2 separate regions of the Homo sapiens genome follow, and region 1 is linked to region 2. The links are chromatin loops, found by intact Hi-C in ENCODE. Cell type or tissue: B cell. All regions are shown on one strand. Each heading gives the region's core, and the rest is flanking DNA. Links, peaks and the distances in the headings are about the cores only.

The links. Hi-C counts contacts between places; a loop is a spot of excess contacts. Peaks named below come from ENCODE experiments on the same cell type or tissue, not always from the same donor. Only the 100,000 strongest peaks of a DNase experiment are listed, where the experiment ranks them.
Region 1: a loop joins it to region 2, with 26 times the contacts of the local background. A loop is called at or near these places in 11 of 110 quality-filtered maps.

Annotation. Positions count from the first base shown.
Region 1 is chr19:35,875,103-35,884,806 of GRCh38, reverse strand. APLP1 (amyloid beta precursor like protein 1) reads right to left here. Exons shown (of 17, transcript NM_001024807.3): 11 at 8,191-8,290; 12 at 6,982-7,089; 13 at 6,699-6,725; 14 at 6,153-6,223; 15 at 5,855-5,917; 16 at 5,590-5,733; 17 at 5,015-5,464. The coding sequence ends at 5,366. LOC124904705 (a long non-coding RNA gene) reads left to right here and starts at 2,682. Exons shown (of 2, transcript XR_007067245.1): 1 at 2,682-2,980; 2 at 4,678-5,143. It also overlaps the pseudogene RN7SL402P. In B cell, for the core only: CTCF peaks have their summits at 2,358 and 2,557 (motif pointing left); DNase peaks (open chromatin) are centred at 1,466, 2,386, 3,036, 4,816 and 3 weaker places; H3K27me3 peaks cover 3,631 bases.
Region 2 is chr19:35,688,662-35,698,365 of GRCh38, reverse strand. No RefSeq gene overlaps it. Among named protein-coding and RNA genes, the nearest start is that of ZBTB32, 11 kb to the left of the region's middle. In B cell, for the core only: CTCF peaks have their summits at 4,235 and 4,438 (motif pointing left); a DNase peak (open chromatin) is centred at 4,425.

The DNA of each region.
Region 1 (9,704 bases), core at 1,400-9,399, 190 kb before region 2:
CCAGTGGGGTAGTATTTGAAGATGGGCCTTTGGGAGGTAGTTAGGTCATGAGGGTGGAGCCCTCATGAATGGGACTAATGTCCTTGTTAGAAGAGATGGGAGAGTCCGGGCGTGGTGGCTCATGCCTGTAATCCCAGCACTTTGGGAGGCCGAGGCGGGTGGATCATCTGAGGTCTGGAGTTCGAGACCAGCCTGACCAACATGGAGAAACCCCGTCTCTACTAAAAAATACATATTAGCCAGGCATGGTGGTGCATGCCTGTAATCCCAGCTACTCAGGAGGCTGAGGCAGGAGAATCACTTGAACCTGGGAGGTGGAGATTGCGGTGACCCGAGATCATGCCATTGCACTCCATCCTGGGCAACAAGAGTGAAACTCCATCTCAAAAAAAAAAAAAAAAGAAGGAGACAGGAGAGAGCTTGCTTCTCTGCTCTCTACTCTCTGCCATATGAAGATGCAGTAAGAGGATGGCCATCTTGGGCAGGGCACACTGGCTCACACCTGTAATCCCAGCATTTTGGGAGGCCAGGATGGGAGGATAGCTTGAGCTCAGGAGTTTGAGAACAGCGTGGGCAGCATGGTGAAATCCTGTCTCTACTCAAAAAAAACAAAATAGCCAGGTGTAGTGGTGCACACCTGTGGTCCCAGCTACTCGAGAGAGTAAGGCAGGAGAATTGCCTCAGCCTGGGAGATCAAGGCTGCAGTGAGCTGTGATTGCACCAGTGCACTCCAGCCAGGTGACAGAACAAGACCTTGTCAAAAAACAAAACAAAACAAACCATCTGCAAACCAGGAAGAGAGTCCTCCAGACTTTGGAGCTGCTGGCACCTTGATCTTGGACTTCTCAGCCTCTAGCACTTGTGAGAAATAAATGTGTGTTGTTTAAGCCACCCAGCTCATGGTATTCTTAGCCCAGACTAAGATGCATATCAATACACACATGTGCACACACCCACCCCACTAACATGATAAAATGTCCCTCAGAAACTTTGTGTGTTTTTTTTTTTTTTTTTTTTTAAATAAGAACAGGGTCTCACTCTTGCTCAGGCTGGAGTACAGTGGTGCAATGTCAGCTCACTGCAGCCTCCACCTCCTGCCTGGACTCAAGAGATCCTTCTGCCTCAGCCTCTTGAGAAGCTAGGACCACAGGTGTATGCCACCACACCCAGCTAATTTTTTCGTTTCTATTTTTGTAGATACAGGGTCTCACTATGTTGCCCAGGCTGGTCTCGAACTCCTGGGCTCAAGGGATACTCCCACCTCGGCCTCCCAAAGTGCTGGGATTACATGCATGAGCTTCTGCACCTGTCCATATATTATTATTATTATTATTATTTTGAGACCGGGTCTCAATCTGTCTTCTTTGGCTCTCTACAGCCTCGACCTCTTAGGCTCAAACAATTCTCCCACTTCAGCCTCCCGAGTAGCTGGAACTACAGGCACTCATCACCATGCCTGACTAATTTTTTTTTTGTAAAGACTGTGTCTCACTATGTTGCCCAGACTGGTCTTGAGCTCCTAGACTCAAGCGATCCTTCCACCTCAGTCTCACAAATTGCTGGGATTACAGGCATGAGCCACGCACATGGTAGAAACTGAATTATTATAAGAAAAATTGGCCGGACCCGGTGGCTCACGCCTGTAATCCCAACACTTTGGAAGGCCAAGGCAGGTGGATCATTTGAGGTCAGGAGTTTAAGACCAGCCTGGCCAACATGGTGAAACCCCGTCTCTATTAAAAATACAAAAATTAGCCAGGCATGGTGGCGGGCGCCTGTAATCCCAGTTACTCGGGAGGCTGAGGTGGGAGAACCATTTGAACCTGGGAAGTGGAGGTTGCTATGAGCCAAGATCACACCACTGCACTCCAGCCTGACAAGACTCTGTCTCAAAAACCCAAAACCAAAACAAAACAAAACAAAAAAACAGTATTACCAAGATCATCTTCAGTGGGAAAAGAATGACTTAGGAGTGCAAGAACATCAGATAAATAACAGCAAAATTATTTTTCCTGCTGGAATTTGAATAACAACATTTTAAAATTAAATACTCTAAGTATTACCATTAAACTTTACTTTACACACTGACCCTATTGAGCAAAACCGCCTTACTTTTCCTGTTTCACCTGCTTGGAGCTCCTTACCTGTTGTTAGCCTGTTGATCACTCTTGGTTGTGAAAATACAAAGGCGGCTTTCAACCCCTGTGGTGCCTGTGGCGTTAGTGATAGATTTCCACTGGGCTCATCCGAGTATAACCAAAGATATAACCGGTATCAGAGTGATGGTGCAAACTGAGTTCTCTACAGAGACTGGCATTGCATCCAACTTGCACCATGAAGCGTCTTCTCCTAACATCTACCAGGTGTATATTCAATATACACGACCTATATTTACAGTTATATATTATGAAGAACCACAGCTAGCTCATAGGCCCTTTGGGAGAATTAGAAATAGATGCTCCCTCCCCAAACCATCTGTCAGAAAATCATGCAAGATACTGACATTAGAACATGACACTTTACTGCCATCTCCTGGGAAGCTGTGGTAAAAAAGCAAATCTACAAAGTCTGGGAGGTGAATGGTATCACTTGGATTTTATTTATTTATTTATTTATTTATTTATTTATTTATTTTTTATTTTTATTTTTATTTTTAGACAGGGTCCCTCTATGTTGCCCAGGCTGAAGCGCAGTGGCTATTCACAGGTGCTATCCCACTACTGATCAGCATGAGAGTGTTGACCTATGTTTCCTAGGTCGGTTCCCATTCCCAGGAGGTCATCATATTGATGCCAAACTTAGTGTGGACACCCAAGTGGCACAGTGCACTCCAGTCCAGAAGCCCTGGGCTCAAGCAATCCTCTTGCCTCAGCCTCCCGGGTAGCTGGGACTAGAGCAGCGTGCCACTGTGCCCAGCCACGTGGAATTTTGAAGCGCACAATCGGAGCACCATATTGGACAACCTTGGAGTATTAAACAGGTTAGCAAAGTGGCCAGGAGAGTGGATGCTGGAGCCAGGCTTCTTGGATTGAATTCTTAGCTCTGACTTTTCCTGGATGATGACATAGAGCATGTGATGTAACGACTCTCAGCCTCAGTTCCTAATCTATAGATAGGAATAGTCATAATACTGACTCCATTAGATGGAAATGTGAACTCCGAATATCTGAGTCAGGTCTCAATTAATTCAGAAAGTTTATTTTGCCAAGGTTGAGGATATGCACCCATGACACAGCCTTAGAAGGTCCTGACGACATGTGCCCAAGGTGTTCGGGGTACAACTTGGTTTTATACATTTCAGGGAGATATGAGACATCAATCAACATATGTTAAGATGTACATTGGTTCTGTCTGGAAAGGCAGGACAACACAAAGCAGGGAGGGGGCTTCCAGGTCACAGGTAGGTGAGAGACAAATGGTTGCATCCTTTTGAGTTTCTGGTTAGCTTTTCCAAAGGAGGCAATCAGAATATGCCTCTCTCAGTGAGTACAGGGATGACCTTGAATAGAAAGGGAGGCAGGTTTGCCCTAAGCAGTTCCCAGCTTGACTTTTCCCTTTAACTTAGTGATTTGGGGCCCCCAGGATTTATTTTCCTTTCACAGGAGTAATGGTTAAGTGTGCCAGTGCATGTAAAGCCCTCAGAGTAGTGCCTGGCACAGGGTGAACACCATATGAGTGTTTGCTACCTTAATACTTTAAAATTTATTTAACAAATACTTGCTAAGTGGCAGGTGCAGTTATAACAGCTCCACGAATATTAACCCTTTAAATCCTCCTAACCCTCTTGGGACAGATAACTGTATATGTAGAGGGCTAACCCGAGCCAGCATAATGGGACATGTGAGGGTATAAATTCCAATACTGGGCACAGTGCTGCACGCCTGTAATCCCAGCTACTCAGGAGGCTGAGGTGGGAGGATCACTTGAGGCCAGGACTTGGAGAGCAGCCTGGGCAACATAGCAAGACCCCATCTCTAAATTTTTTTTTTTTTGAGATGGAGTTTCGCTCTTGTTGCTCAGGCTGGAGTGCAGTGGCGCAATCTTGGCTCACTGCAACCTCCGCCTCCTGGGTTCAAGCGATTCTTCTGCCTCAGCCCCCAAGTAGCTGGGATTACAGGCATACGCCACCAGGCCCGGCTAATTTTGTATTTTTAGTAGAGATAGGGTTTCATCATGTTGGCCAGGCTGGTCTCGAACTCCTGACCTCAGGTGATCCGCCCGCCTCAGCCTCCCAAAGTGCTGAGATTACAGGCGTGAGCCACCGCACCTGGCCTAAAATTTTTTTAAAAAAATTATCCGGGGGTGGCGGTACGTGCCTATAGTTCCAGCTACTCGGGAGGCTGAGGCAGGAGGGTCACTTAAGCCCAAGAGTTGGAAGCTGCAGTAAGCTATGATTGCACCACTGCACTCCAGCCTAAGTGACAGTGTTAGACCCTGTCTTAAAAAAAGGGAGGTGGGGAAAGAAAAGAAAGAAAAAGAAATTCTTCTGCATTTATACGGGCAGTAGGGGGAGAAAATAAAACGAAGTTCAGTAGGCACGTGCAGATATCATATATCCCTTTCTGGGACACGTGACTGGAATTTCCACACTCCAGGAGGGTTTCTATAGACTCCCCGAGAAGGAATGAAGACTTTGGGGAATGGGAACGGTGGTTCACGATTCATAATCTCTTACAGGACTCTCGAAGATTGGGGTGGGCGCTGCATGTGATTGTGTGTGAGGCTGAACAGATGGCAGGGGAAACTCGCTGGAGCCCAGCCTCCTTGGGGTCCACACTGGTACCCAACTGACAGTTGGAAGGCGCGGCCAGTTCAGCACCGCGGACAGCTCCAGGACAGGCGCCTATCCCTGGCCTCTGAGCCCCGCCCCCGGCGCGCCAGCCCTTCCCGCAGGACCCGCCCAGATTTAAAGCTCCGTCATCCCGTTTAAAGAGGCCAAGGCGGCCTGGGCGGCGATGACACCGCGTCCAGCTGTGGTTACAGACTAATTCTCCCACAGAGACTCAGACTGGCCTGGTAGGGAAGAGGACTTTATTGGGATGTTAGTAGGGAAACATGAGAGGGTGAATTCCAGGGAATAGACACTAGGACCAAGGTGGCGGTCACCTTAAAGAGCCATAAATAAACTTAAAAAATAAATTAAGGTGAGGAGGTGCCACGTGGGGAGGCTGCTGGGACTATCTGGGAATTCTTAGGGATGGAATTTTGGAATTGGAAAGGGGAAATAAGAATTTCCAGCCGTCTCACAAAAGGGTGTGAAATGATCACTTCAAGACTCCCTGCTGCCCTAGGCTGGGAGTTGGGGTTCTGGGGCTCCAGGAAGAGGGGAGGTCTGGGCTCGGCTGAAGGGGTGAAGGGGGCCGGGTCAGGGTCGTTCCTCCAGGAAGCGGTAAGTGGGGTTCTCATAGCCGTGCCGCTGCAGTTCGCGGAGCTGCTGCTCCTCCAGGGTCAGCATGGGGTCCACCTGCAACGAGCAGGGGAGGGAAAGGACAGTGTGGTGCGGGGGCGGGACTGCCCGCAAGTCTCTCAGGCCGCCCACACCCGGGCTCAGGAACTCTTCCCACACCTCCACCACGCCATGGTTCTCACCTCCACCACGCCATGGCTGATAGCCCCGTAGGGCTTCTTCCTGCGCAGGAGCAGCATGGAGAGGACGATGAGGGAGCCTCCGCCCGCTCCCATGATCAGCAGACCCGACACAGCCTCACGGGACACCCCTGTCCCAGCTGGTGCCTGCAGGGAGAGGAGATGGGGCAGAGGGCTTCTTTGAGGGTCCTGTGTGGCTTTGGGAATCACAGCCTGGCCGCTGACCTCTGGTCTCTTCCCCTAGGTACCCGGCTGTTCCTCCTCTTACCAGCTCATCCCTCTGAATCTCCGATGAGTGGAAAGGGAAACCCCTTGGAACAGACGCATTCACCTGGGGGAGCAGGAGGTGTCAGGAACCCAGAAGCCTGGCACTGGCTTCTTCCTACCCAAGGGCCCAAGAGAGCGTCCCCCAGCCCTCTCATTTTCTAGGATCTCAATTCCACGTCCTCAGCTCCCTCTTCCCTCAGGACAAGGAATCCAAGCCCCCAGCATCTCCTCCCTCGTACCCAGCCATATAGGCCCCGATCTTGTTCCCCTTAGGGAGCCCACAGTTCTGACTAACTTACCTTTCGCTCATACTGTTCCAGCGGGTTCATCTTCTCTTTCTCAGGGGATGCAGCATCTTGTTCTGTGGACCCTACCCCCAAGTCTGATCTCATTCTTTTTTTTTTTCTTTAGACAGAGTCTCACTCTGTCACCCAGGCTGGAGTGCAGTGGCATGATCTCAGCTCACTGCAGCCTCAACTTCCTGGGCTCCAGTGATCCTTCTACGTCAGCCTCCTGAGCAGCTGGGACTACAGACATGCCCCACCACACCCAGGTAATTTTTAAATTATTTGTAGGTACAGGGTCTCATTATGTTGCCCAGGCTGGTCTAGAACTCGTGGCCTCAAGGGATCCTCCTGCCTCAGCCTCTGAAAGTGCTAGGATTACGGGTGTGAGTCACCAGCGCCTGGCCCTATCTCATTCTTTAGGGTCCAGAGGAGGGGGCTGGAAAGTACATCAAACTCTACCCCAGGGGGTCTGAGGTTCCCAATGGATGGACCCTGTTTCCTTCTGGGTTCAGGGATTCAGTGGGATTTGGAGGCTGGGGTTAACTGTGAGACACTCACCTTTTGGAAGGGTCATGGGGGTGTCTGCTGGCAGCCAGAGGAAGCAAGGGAGTGGAACAGTGAAGAGAGGAGGGTATCAGCAAAGAAAGGTGGAGAAACATCCTTCCAGGGACTAAGAAGGAGGATTGGGGATCCTACAGAGGCCCCTGCAACCTTAGACGTTCCTCCTCATCCTCTCCCAGTCACTGTGGTGGTGAAGACACCCTCAGACTCTAGGGGATTACAAATTAGGCTGGGGCCTGTTCCCTAATGTCTGGGGTCATCTATATGTGGGCTCACTCACCATCCTTGGAATCTGGAGGCTGCAGCCCACCCTTGTCCTCGCTGCTGCCCCCAGGGGCAGGGGCTTCCAATTCACTGGGACCCAGGTGTTCAGAGTGGAGGAGTTCCTCTGAGGGGGACATGCAGAAAGGTGGCTGAGGTAGTGAGCATAGGGGTGAGTGGAGGGCACCCTACCAGTAGAGCAAGTGGGAGATCATGCAGACAGCAGAGTCAGCCCCAAGTGTGGGGTAGCCAGAAGTGTGATCTGAGAAAGTGGGAAGCTGGATGGAGGCACTGCTGGCAGGAAGGATGGAGGCTGAAGTTTCAAGATTATGTTTTTTTTTTGTTTTTTTTTTTTTGAGACAGAGTCTCACTCTTGTTGCCCAGCTGGAGTGCAATGATGCGATCTCAGCTCACTGCAACCTCCACCTCCCGGGTTCAAGCAATTCTCTTGCCTCAGCCTCCTAAGTAGCTGGGATTACAGGCAAGCGACATCATGCCCGGCTGATTTTTGTATTTTTAGTAAAGACGGGGTTTCACCATGTTGGCCAGGCTGGTCTCGAACTCCTGACCTCAAGTGATCCACCCGCCTCGGCCTCCTAAAGTGCTGGGATTATAGGCGTGAGCCACCGCGCCTCAAGATGATAGCTTTCTTAAATACTAGGAGAATCAGGGTTATGTGTGAGATATCCAGGAGAAAGACACAATAGATGTGGGGGCTGCAATAGGTCACACTTTCCGGTATGCATATAGGTTCCTTCCCTTGAATCTGGACTGAATTTGTAACTTGCTTTAACAAATAGAATGTGGGCCCAAGCCTTAAGACCTAGCAACTTCCACTGTGATGTCTTAGAGAGCATAAACCACCATGTAGGGAATCTAGCTACCCTGCTGATGAGACCACATGGAGAAGCTCCACGGAGAAGAGAGGCCTTGCGCTTCCTTGGAGAGAGAGAAAGGTCCATTTGTGCTAGACTCCCAGCCCCTAGATGATCTGCTAGCTAAATACAGCTGCATGCTTGACCACTGGCAAGACCACTGAAAGAACCACTCTGCTGAGCGCAGACCGGATGGCAGAATCATGAACAAAGAAAAATCATTGTTGATTTTCACTGCTAAGGTCTGGGCTGTTTGTTATAGAGGAATAAATGAAATTGGGGGGGCCCAACATTTAGGAGTCAAGATCTGCCCTCAGAGATCTGTAATGGGAGCCAGGGTAATAGACACTCACGGATTTGGGGCCGCAGCTCCTGAGCCAGGTGGGGGTTCTGGTCAAGCAGGCCCAGGCTCTGATTCACCCTCTCCTCAATCACTTGAAGGTGGGTATGCACCTGTGGGTGAGTGGACATGAAGGATGAACTGCGCAATGCAGGCTGGAGATGAGGAAACTGAAGCAGTATGAAGGAGGAATTCAATAGCGACTGAGGAAAAGCGGCACATGCAATGGACAGGATGTGTGGTACAAGGGTTAGGAACTGGGCCATAGGAGAAGGAAATTGAAGAATAAAGTCCAAGGAACAGAAAGTGGGGTTTGAGGGGATTCCAGAGACAGAGATTGAGGATTGGAGGGTCATATAGAAATGACATGGTTCAAGGCAAGATTTGGAGTTCAAGAGCACAGAATGGAGTTTCATAGACAGGAAGAAAACATCCAGGAAAGGGGAATTCAAATTTGAGCGCACAGAACAGGGGTTCCAGGGAAAACAAGTGAAGTTATGGAGAAAGGAGGTTGAGGGACAGGAAGAGGGTTCAAGGAACAAGAAGGAGATTCTCGACCGGGCGCGGTGGCTCATGCCTGTAATCCCAGCACTTTGGGAGGCCGAGGTAGGCAGATCACCTGAGGTCAGGAGTTTGAGACTAGCCTGGGCAACATGGCAAAACCCTGTCTCTGCTAAAAATATTAGATTGGTGCAAGTTATTGGGGTTTCTGGCCGGGCATGGTGGCTCACGCCTGTAATCCCAGCACTTTGGGAGGCCGAGGTGGGCAGATCACCTGAGGTCAGGAGTTCGAGACCAGCCTGGGCAACATGGCAAAACCCTGTCTCTGCTAAAAATATTAGATTGGTGCAAAAGTTATTGGGGTTTCTGGCTGGGCATGGTGGCTCACGCCTGTAATCCCAGCACTTTGGGAGGCCAAGGCAGGCAGATCACCTGAGGTCAGGAGTTCAAGACCAGCCTGGCCAACATGCTGAAACCCGTGTCTACCAAAAATACAAAAATTAGCTGGGGCCGGGCGTGGTGGCTCACACCTGTAATCCGAGTACTTTAGGAGGCCAAGGGTGGATCACCTGAGGTCGAGTTCAAGACCAGCCTGACCAGTATGGTGAAACCCTGTCTCTACTAAAAATACAAAAATCAGCCAGATGTGGTGACACCCGCCTGTAGTCCCAGCTACTCAGGAGGCTGAGGCAGGAGAATAGCTTGAACCCAGTAGGCGGAGGTTGCAGTGAGCCCAGATCATGTCACTGCACTCCAGCCTGGGAAACAGAGCGAGACTCTGTCAAAAAAAAAAAAAAAAATTAGCCCAGTGTGGTGGCAGGCTCCTGTAATCCCAGCTACTCGAGAGGCTGAGGCAGGAGAATTGCTTGAACCCAGGAGGTGGAAGTTGCAATGAGCCAAGATCGCACACTGCTCTCCTGCCTGGGCGACAGAGCAAGAACCTGTCTCAAAAAAAAAAAAAAAAAAAAGACGATTCTGGGAAAGGCAGTGAAAATCCAAGGGACAGAACATAGGATCGACGGCGGG
Region 2 (9,704 bases), core at 1,136-9,135:
TGAACCCAGGTGGCAGAGGTTGCAGTGAGCTGAGATCATGCCACTGCACTCCAGCCAGGGCAACAGAGTGAGACTATGTCTCAAAAAAAAAAAAAAAAAAAAAAAAGGGCTGAGTGGCTGAGTGCAGTGGCTCATGCCTGTAATCCCAGCGCTTTGGGAGAACGAGGCAGGCAGATCACCTGAGGTCAAGAGTTCAAGACCAGCCTGGCCAACACGGTGAAACCCCATCTCTACTAAAAATACAAAAATTAGCTGGGTGTGGTGGCAGGCACCTGTAATCCCAGCTACTCGGGAGGCTGAGGCAGGAGGATCGCTTGAACCTGGGAGGGGGAGGTTGCAGTGAACTGAGATTGCACCACTGCACTCCAGCCTGGGTGACGGAGCGAGACGTCATCTCAAAAAAAAAAAAAAGGTACATACTCCCGGTCGTGGTAGCTCACATGTGTAATCCCAGCACTTTGGGAGGCTGAGGTGAGAGGATTGCTTGGACTCAGGAGTTCAAGACCAGGTTGTGCAACATGGCGAATCCCCATGGCTACAAAAAATACAAAAATTAGCCAGGTGTGGTGGCACACACTTGTAATCCCAACTACTGGGGAGGCTGAGGTAAGAGGATCACCTGAGCCCAGGAGGTAGAAGCTACAGTGAGCCATGATTGCAACACTGCACTCCAGCTTGGGTGACAGAGTGAGAACCTGTCTCAAAAAAAAAGAAAAAAAGTGTGTACCTCTCAAAGTCATTGAGGGGATTAAATGAACTAATAGAGCAGTGGTATTTCTTCTTCTTTTTTTTTTTGAGATGGAGTCTGCCCTCCAGGCTGGAGTGCAGTGGCGCGATCTCGGCTCACTGCAACCTCTGCCTCCTGGGTTCAAGCGATTTTCCTGCCTCAGCCTCCTGAGTAGCTGGGACTACAGGCGCGGGCCACCACGCCCAGCTAATTTTTGTATATTTAGTAGAGACGGGTTTTCGCCATGTTGGCCAGGATGGTCTCGATCTTTTGACCTTGTGATCCACCTACCTCGGCCTCCTAAAGTGCTGGGATTACAGGCGTGAGCCGAATAGTGGCATTTCTTCTGTTCCCCAATGCCCTGTAACCGAGTTGTTTCCTTGCAATCAGTGTCATCTGCCTTGGCTGTGGTGTAGACCCTGAAAATTAAGGGATCATGGGAAAGCCTGGGGGCAGTGTGTTCCCAGAAGCAGTAGCAAGCGCAAAAGCCCCAAGGCAGGAGTGAGCTTAGTATATCTGAGGTACAGCAGGAAGTCCACCTGGAGCCAGGCAGCTGACTAAGACTCAGGAGCTCAGCTCAACGGCACGAGTGTTCATAACAGATGTGAAAATAACCCTGTACCTTTCAGAGAACAAAGGACTTTCCCCAAGCTTTGATCTCTGGAAAAACCCCAGACCATGATTACATTTGAGGCTCAGTGTCCACAGTTGCACAGGAATGAAGCTTAGAATTCAGGTCTTCTAGCTCTCTAGGGCCCATGCGTCAAGGTCAAGAAACTTACTTTCACTCAAATATTTATTAAACTCCTGGCCAGGCGCAGTGGCTCACACCTGTAATCCCAGCACTTTGGGAGGCCAAGGTTGGCTAATCACTTGAGGTCAGGAGTTGGAGGCCAGCCTGGCCAGCATGGCAAAACCCCATCTCTACTAAAAATACAAAAATTAGCCGGGCATGGTGGCGGGCGCCTGTAATCCCAGCTACTCAGGAGGCTGAGGCACAAGAATCGCTTGAACCTAGGAGGCAGAGGTTGTAGTGAGCTGAGATTGGGTCACTGCACTCCAGCCTGGGTGACAAGAGCGAAACTCCATCTCAAAAAAACAAAACAAAAAATTCTGATGGTGCATGCCATTGGTGCTGAGCCCTGGGGAAGACCCAGCCCCTGCCTTCAAACATTTCACCTGCTAGAGAGGAATTAGACCTCAAAACATATTCTTCAAGAGCCAAGTGGAAAGTGTAGGAACTGAAGCTGAGAAGAGGCACTTAAGCTAAGGGGAGAAGGAGTGGAGAAGGGTGAGGGACAGCTTCCCACAGGAGGCGATGATGTTTGTGCATCTTTTTGGGGGTACTTACTATGTGCTAGGCATGGTGCTTGGTAGAAAGGACACAGTGGGAAGCAAAGAAGAGACTGAATGTAATGGTCTGCTAGGGCTGTGTAACAAAATATCACAGACTAGGGGGCTTAAACAACAGACATTTATTTCTCACAGTTCTGGAGACTGGAAGTCCAAAGTCAAGGTGCCAGCAGGGTTGGTTTGTCCTGAGGCATTTGTCCTTGGTTTGTAGAAGGCCACCTTTTCACTGTGACCTCATATGGCCTTCCCTCCGTGTGTGTGCACTCCTGGTGTCTCTTTCTATAAGGACATCAGGGATCAGGGCCCCACCCTTATGACCTCACTTAACCTAAGTTCCCTTCTTTATTTTCTTTTTCTTTATTTTATTTTATTTTTGAGACAGAGCCCTGTTTTGTCACCCAGGCTGCAGTGCAGTGGCAGGATCTTGGCTCGCTACAACCTCCATCTCCTGGGTTCAAATGATGCTGTTTTGGCCTTCCAAGTAGCTGGATTTAGAGGTGCCTGCCACCACGCCTATCTAAGTTTTGTATTTTTAGTGAAGGCCGGGTTTCACCATGTTGGCCAGGCTGCTCTCAAACTCCTGACCTCAAGTGATTTGCCTGCTTTGGCCTCCCAAAGTGCTGGGATTACAGGTGTGAGCCACTGTCCTGGCCAGTTTACTTTCTTAAAGTATCTGTCTTGGGCTGGGCGTGGTGGCTTACACCTATAATCCCAGCACTTTGGGAGGCTGAGGTGGGAGAATCACTTGAGGCCAGGAGCTCGAGACCAGCCTGTCCATCATGGTGAAACCCTGTCTCTACAAAAAGTACAAAAATTAGCCAGGTGTGGTGGCGCACGCCTGTAATCCCAGCTACTTGGGAAGCTGAGGCAGAAAATCACTTGAGCCCAGGAGGTGGAGGTTGTAGTAAGCTGAGATTGCACCACTGCACTCCAGACTGGGCAACAGAGCAAGACTCTTGTCTCAAAAAAAAAAAGGCTGGGTGTGGGGGCTCATGCCTGTAATCTGAACACTTTGGGAGGCCGAGGTTGGCGGATCACGAGGTCAGGAGATCAAGACCATCCTGGCTAACACGCTGAAACCCCGTCTCTACTAAAAACACAAAAAATTAGCTGGGCGTGGTGGCGGGTGCCTGTAGTCCCAGCTACTTGGGAGGCTGAGGCAGGAGAATTGCGTGAACCCAGGAGGTGGAGCTTGCAGTGAGCTGAGATCGCACCATTGCACTCCAGCCTGGGACACAGAGCGAGACTCCATCTCAAAAAAAAAAAAAAAAAAAAGTTAACTGATGTACCCTGAACCAGAGTTGTTTTTAGACAACAAATATTGCTTGTCTTGACTCTGGGTACAGATATATATATATGTATCTTTTCTTTTTTTTTTTTTTGAGACAGGGCCTTGTTCTGTTGCCCAGGCTCCTGGCCTCAAACAATCCTCACATCTCAGCCTCCCAAAGTGTCCTCAATTTTCTGAATGGATTTTTATGAGAGGAACTTTAATACCAGGGATCCTATTTTGGTCATTTTGTCCAGCAGGGCTGGGAGCAGCTCTTCAAAAAGACCATTTTCTTGTCCCTTTACCTTCCCTGTTTTGCATGATTCTGTTTCCATTTGTAGAGGATCTGAGAAGGCAGCTGATTCTGTGAGAAACAATGATTCTACTTCATGTTTTAAATAGATCTGTTGGGTTAAGTGACAAGTCCCTAGCTAGACTCAAGAAGGCACTGGAGAGCTATGGTCCTGCCACTGTACTCCAGCCTGGGCGACACGGTGCGATTCTCATTTTCTCTCTCTCTCTCTCTCAGACAAAGTCTCCCCCTATTGCCCAGGCTGGAGTCCAGTGGTGCTACCATAGCTCACTGCAGCCTCGAACTCCTGGGCTCAAGTGATCCTCCTGTCTTGGCCTCCCAAAGTGAGGGATTACAGGTGGGATTACAGGTGTGAGTCACTGTGCCTGGCTGAGACCCCGTCTTTTAAAAGAAAGGGGAAGGGGGAGGAGAAGGGGTAGGAAGAAGGAGGAGGAGGAGGAAGAAGGCGGAGGAGGAAAGAGGAGGAGAAAGAGAAAAAAGGAGGAGGGAAGAGGAGGAGGGTGAAGGAAGGAGAAGGAAGAAGGAGGAGAAAGGAAGAGGGATGAAAGAAAAGAGGAGGGAGGAAGAGGAAGAGGGAGGAGGAGGAGGAAGGAAGAGGAGGAGGGAGAAGGAGGAGGGAGGAGGAGGGAGGAGGAGGAGGGAGAAGGAGGAGAGGGTGGCAGTGGAGGTCACTCCCTATAATGTGGAGCATAGCAGCCACCTGCTGGTCACAGCGCAGTAGGAAGAACACAAAGCCCTGGAGTGAGGCAGAGGGGCCCTGGCTCCTCAGTGGCTCTCCAGCGCCCTCTATTGACAAAGCCTAACCTGGCACCAGATGACAAATGGAACTGAGAGGTAATAAATTGATAACCCACAGGTAAGTGATGGGGCCCCTGCTATTAATAAAAACAACAGTAATAATAACGACTACCATGGAATTCTCAGTGCTGTCTGTGTCATTTATCCCGGAATCGCTGGTGAAGGTTGATGGGGAGGGGGGATTGTGGTCCATTTGCCTCCAGGGTCGGCTCACCCTTCCCTAGGCTCAGGCTTAGGGTCTGAGCCTGCTCTGGGCAAGCACCCTCTCCCTCCTCCCAGACCAGACCCTATAGATGGAGCTGACTCCATCCCTGCTCCAAGGGCAGGCGTGTGCCCCGGAATCTGCACTTTCCCCAGCCCCACACGTGATGGCACAGCACAGTGTCAAACCTAGACAATGAAAAACATTCCAGAGGGGGCACCAGGCCCTCTCACCGTTTTTTGCTTTGTTTTGTTTTGTTTTTGTTTTTTGAGATGGAGTCTTGCTCTGCCACCCAGGCTGGAGTGCAGTGGCACGATCTTGGCTCACTACAACATCCACCTCCCAGGTTCAAGTGATTCTTCTATCTCAGCCTCCTGAGTAGCTTGGATTACAGGCACATGCCACCACATCTAGCTAATTTTTGTATTTTTAGTAGAAACAGGGTTTCGCCATGTTAGCCAGGCTGGTCTCGAACTCCTGACCTCAGGTGATCTGCCTGCCTCAGCCTCCCAAAGTGCTGGGATTACAAGTGTGAACCACCATGCCCAGTCATCTTTTTTTTTTTTTTTTTTTTGAGACTGTTATCTGGGCTGACAGAGTCAGTGGTGCCATCTTGGCTCACTTCAGCGACGACTGCCATACTCAAGTGATCCTCCTGCCTAAGCTTCCTGAGCAGCTGTGATGCAGGTGCTTGCCACCATGGCCAGCGATTTTTAAAAATTTTTTTATTGTTTTGTAGAGACAGGGTCTCACTATGTAGCCTAGGCTGGTCTCGAACTCCTCAAGCGTTCCTCCCGCCTTGGCCTCCTAAAGTGCTGGGATTACAGGCGTAAGCCACCGCGCCCCCCCGCCCGGCTAGGTTTTTGTTTTGTCTTTCATTCTTTTATTTTTCTCCTTAGCACTTATTAGCCTCTAACATGTGTTTTTCTTATTGGTTTTATCTATTTTCCCCTCTAGAAGGTAAGCTTTATTTATTTATTTATTAAGCTCTTTTAAATCTGGGAAGAGTTCCTGTAAGCTTTATTATCTGATTCCCAGGAAGCTTGTAGCCATTTTTCTAACACCAGCCAAGGACGCGGGGACCAGAGAGGAGGAATTGGTGGGCGTGGGACACCTGAGGAAAGGGCAGGGGTGTGTGTTTTTACGTTTTAGTTAAAAAAAAAAAAAAAGAACCAACTTGCCCTCATGGAAGGAGTGTAAGCAAAAGTGGATGTAGTCAGAGGCATGTGCCTGGCTTGATTGCTATATAACACAGTTTCTTATTTCCATTCTGTGATCTCAGATGGTGAGAGAGAGAGCTTGGCTCAGTGGAGCAAGAGAGAGAAAGAGATACCTGGAGAGGTGGCAAGGGGCCAAGCCACACGGGCCCTCAGTGCGAGGTGAGGAGGGCGCTGGAGAGCCGTGGAGGGTTAGAGGCTGAGGAGGGATGCAGTCACCTGGGGTGTGGGGGGAACAGCCATCAAATGGCTGCCTGTCCCTCAAGGGGTCCGGGCCCTGACATAGCCCTGACCTCTTTGCTCCCCTCTTACCCACAGGAGCCGGCCTCTGAGTTTGGGGGCTGGGGCGGACAAACCTGTCCTGCAGGCAGGCCCGCCTGGGTGAGGCCACGCTGCTGCCGGTCTGACTGAGCCACACTCTGCAGGTATATGGTAGGATGGAGCCCGAAAGCCAAGTGGCAGATGTGGGTCAGAGATGGCGGCCTACCTACCTGACTGCCCAGAGGTCAGAGGTCAGGTCAAACCCCGGCCTCCCATCTAGCAAGTCCTGGCCTATTATTATTATTATTGAGACGGGGTCTTGCTATTGCCCAGGCTGGAATGCAGTGGCACCATCACAGCTCACTACAGCCCCTACCTCCTGGGTTCAAGCGATCTTCCCACCTCAGCCTCCCGACTAGCGGTTACTACAAGTGCGCACCACTATGGCCAGCTAATTTTTAAATTTTTTGGAGAGATGAGGTCTCACTATGTTGGCCAGGCTGGTCTGGAAATCCTGGCCTCAAGCAATCCTCCTGCCTCAGCTCCCAAAATGCTGGGATTACAGGCGTGAGCCACTGTGCCCAGCCCTGACCTGTCTTACTGAGAGGTGACAGCGTGCTGGCAGTCCTCACAGCCCTCGCTCGCTCTCGGCGCCTCCTTTGCCTGGGCTCCCACTTTGGCAGCACTTGAGGAACCTTCAGCCCGCTGCTGCACTGTGGAAGCCCCTTTCTGGGCTGGCCAAGGCCGGAGCCGGCTCCCTCAGCTTGCGGGGAGGTGTGGAGGGAGAGGCGCAGGCGGGAACCGGGGCTGCGCGCGGTGCTTGCGGGCCAGCGCCGAGTTCCGGGTGGGCGTGGGCCCGGTGGACCCCGCGCTCAGAGCGGCCGGCCGGCCCCGCCGGCCCCGGGCAGTGAGGGGCTTAGCACCTGGGCCAGCAGCTGCTGTGCTCAATTTCTCGCCGGGCCTTAGCTGCCTTCCCGCGGGGCAGGGCTTGGGACCTGCAGACCGCCATGCCTGAGCCTCCCCTCTCCCCGTACCCCGTGGGCTCCTGTGCGGCCTGAGCCTCCCCGACGAGCGCCGCCCCTGCTCCACGGCACCTAGTCCCATCGACCACCCAAGGGCTGAGGAGTGCGGGCGCACGGCGTGGGACTGGCAGGCAGCTCCACCTGCAGCCCCAGTGCGGGATCCACTGGGTGAAGCCAGCTGGGCTCCTGAGTCTGGTGGGGAGGTGGAGAACCTTTATGTCTAGCTCAGGGATTGTAAATACACCAATCGGCACTCTGTATCTAGCTCAAGGTTTGTAAACACACCAATCAGCATCCTGTGTCTAGCTCAGGGTTTGTGAATGCACCAATCGACACTCTGTATCCAGCTACTCTGGTGGGGACTTGGAGAACCTTTGTGTGGACACTCTGTATCTAGCTAATCTAGTGGGGACATGGAGAACCTTTGTGTCTAGCTCAGGGATTGTAAACGCACCAATCAGCACCCTGTCAAAACAGACCACTCGGCTCTCTGTAAAATGGACCAATCAGCAGGATGTGGGTGGGGCCAGATAAGAGAATAAAAGAAGGTTGCCCGAGTCAGCCGCGGCAACCCGCTGGGGTTCCCTTCCGTGCTGTGGTAGCTTTGTTCTTTTGCTCTTTGCTATAAATCCTGCTGCTGCTCACTCTTTGGGTGCATACTGCCTTCATGAGCAGTAACACTCACCGCGAAGGTCTGCAGCTTCACTCCTGCCTGAGCCGGCGAGACCAGGAACCCACCAGAAGGAAGAAACTCCGGACACATCCGAACATCGGAAGGAACAAACTCCAAACACGCCACCTTAAGAGCTGTAACACTCACCGCGAGGGTCCGCGGCTTCATTCTTGAAGTCAGTGAGACCAATAACCCACCAATTCCGGACACCTTAACTGCTCAGATAAAGTTTGAAAATATTTAGTAGGATAATTCTCTTCTCAATGTACATTTTATGTCCAGCAGGGACATTTTAACTAAGATATATTTCTTGATTTTTTGTTAGAGGACAAAGGCAATAGTCATCATAAAATATTTGCAAAATACCAAAATGTCCAAGGAATGAAGTAAAGATCCCCTGCAAATGTGTCCTCTTCCTCAATAACCTTTGGAAGACTTTCTTTTAAAAAAAATGCAAACATGCACATATTTATATTTTTATCAGGGAAGGAATCATACTTGGCATGCTACATTGTAATCTGTTTTTCTCATGTCACAATTTCCCAAGCATTTTTTTCATGCCATTAAATTCTTTTGCAGGGTTTTTTTTTTTTTTTTTTTTTTTGAGACAGTCTCGCTCTGTCGGCCAGGCTGGAGTCCAGTGGAATGATGTCAGCTCACTGCAACCTCCGCCTCCCGGGTTCAAGGGATTTTCGTGCCTCAGCTCCTGGGTAGTTGGGATTACAGGTGTGCACCACTACACCCGGCTAATTTTTTTGTACTTTTAGTATAGACGGGGTTTCACCATGTTGGCCAGGCTGGTGTCGAACTCCTGACCTCAGGTAATCCTCCTGCCTTGGCCTCCCAAAGTGCTGGGATTACAGGCGTGAGCCACTGCGCCTGGTCAGCAGTGTGGTTTTTAAAGGAAAAAACTAGCTAGGCACAATGGCTCATGCCTATAATCCCAGCACTTTGAGAAGTCGAAGTAGGAGAATCACTTGAGCCTTAGGAGTTTGAGATCAGCCTGGGCAATACAGCAAAATTCCGTCTCTACAAAAAATTTAAAAATTAGCCAGTTATAGTGTTATGCACCTGTAGTCCCAGCTACTTGGCAGGCTGAAGCAGGAGGATCGCTTGAGTCTGGGGGGTTGAGGCTGCAGTGAGCCATGATCCTGCCATTGCACTCCACCCTGAGTGACAGAATGGGACTCTGTCTTAAAAAAATATATAGCCGGGCGCGGTGGCTCACGCCTGTAATCCCAGCACTTTGGGAGGCCGAGGTGGGTGGATCATGAGGTCAGGAGTTTGAGACCAGCTTGAACAACATAGTGAAACCCCATCTCTACTAAAAATACAAAAACTTAGCTGGGCGTGGTGGCGGGTGCCTGTAATCCCAACTACTTGGGAGGCTAAGGCAGGAGAATCACTTGAACCCGGGAGGTGGAGGTTGCAGTGAGCCGAGATGGCACTACTGCACTCCAGTCTGGGCAACAGTGCAAGGCTCCATCTCAAAAAATAAATAATAATAATAAAGGAAAAAAACTGATTTTATGCATATCAATTGGCATAAACTCCACAAACATTCTTTTGTTTTGTTTTGTTTTGTTTTGTTTTTGAGACGTAGTCTTGCTCTGTTGCCCAGGTTGGAGTGCAGTGGCACGATTTTGGCTCACTGCAACCTCCACCTCCTGGATTCAAGGGATTCTCCTGCCTCAGCCTCCTGTGCAGCTAGGACTACAGGCACATGCTACCACGTCCAGCTAATTTTTGTATTTTTAGTAGGGACGGGGTTTCACCATATTGGCCAGGCTGGTTTTGAACTCCTGACCTTGTGATCCACCCGCCTGGGCTGCCCAAAGTGCTGGGATTAGAGGCATGAGCCACTGCAC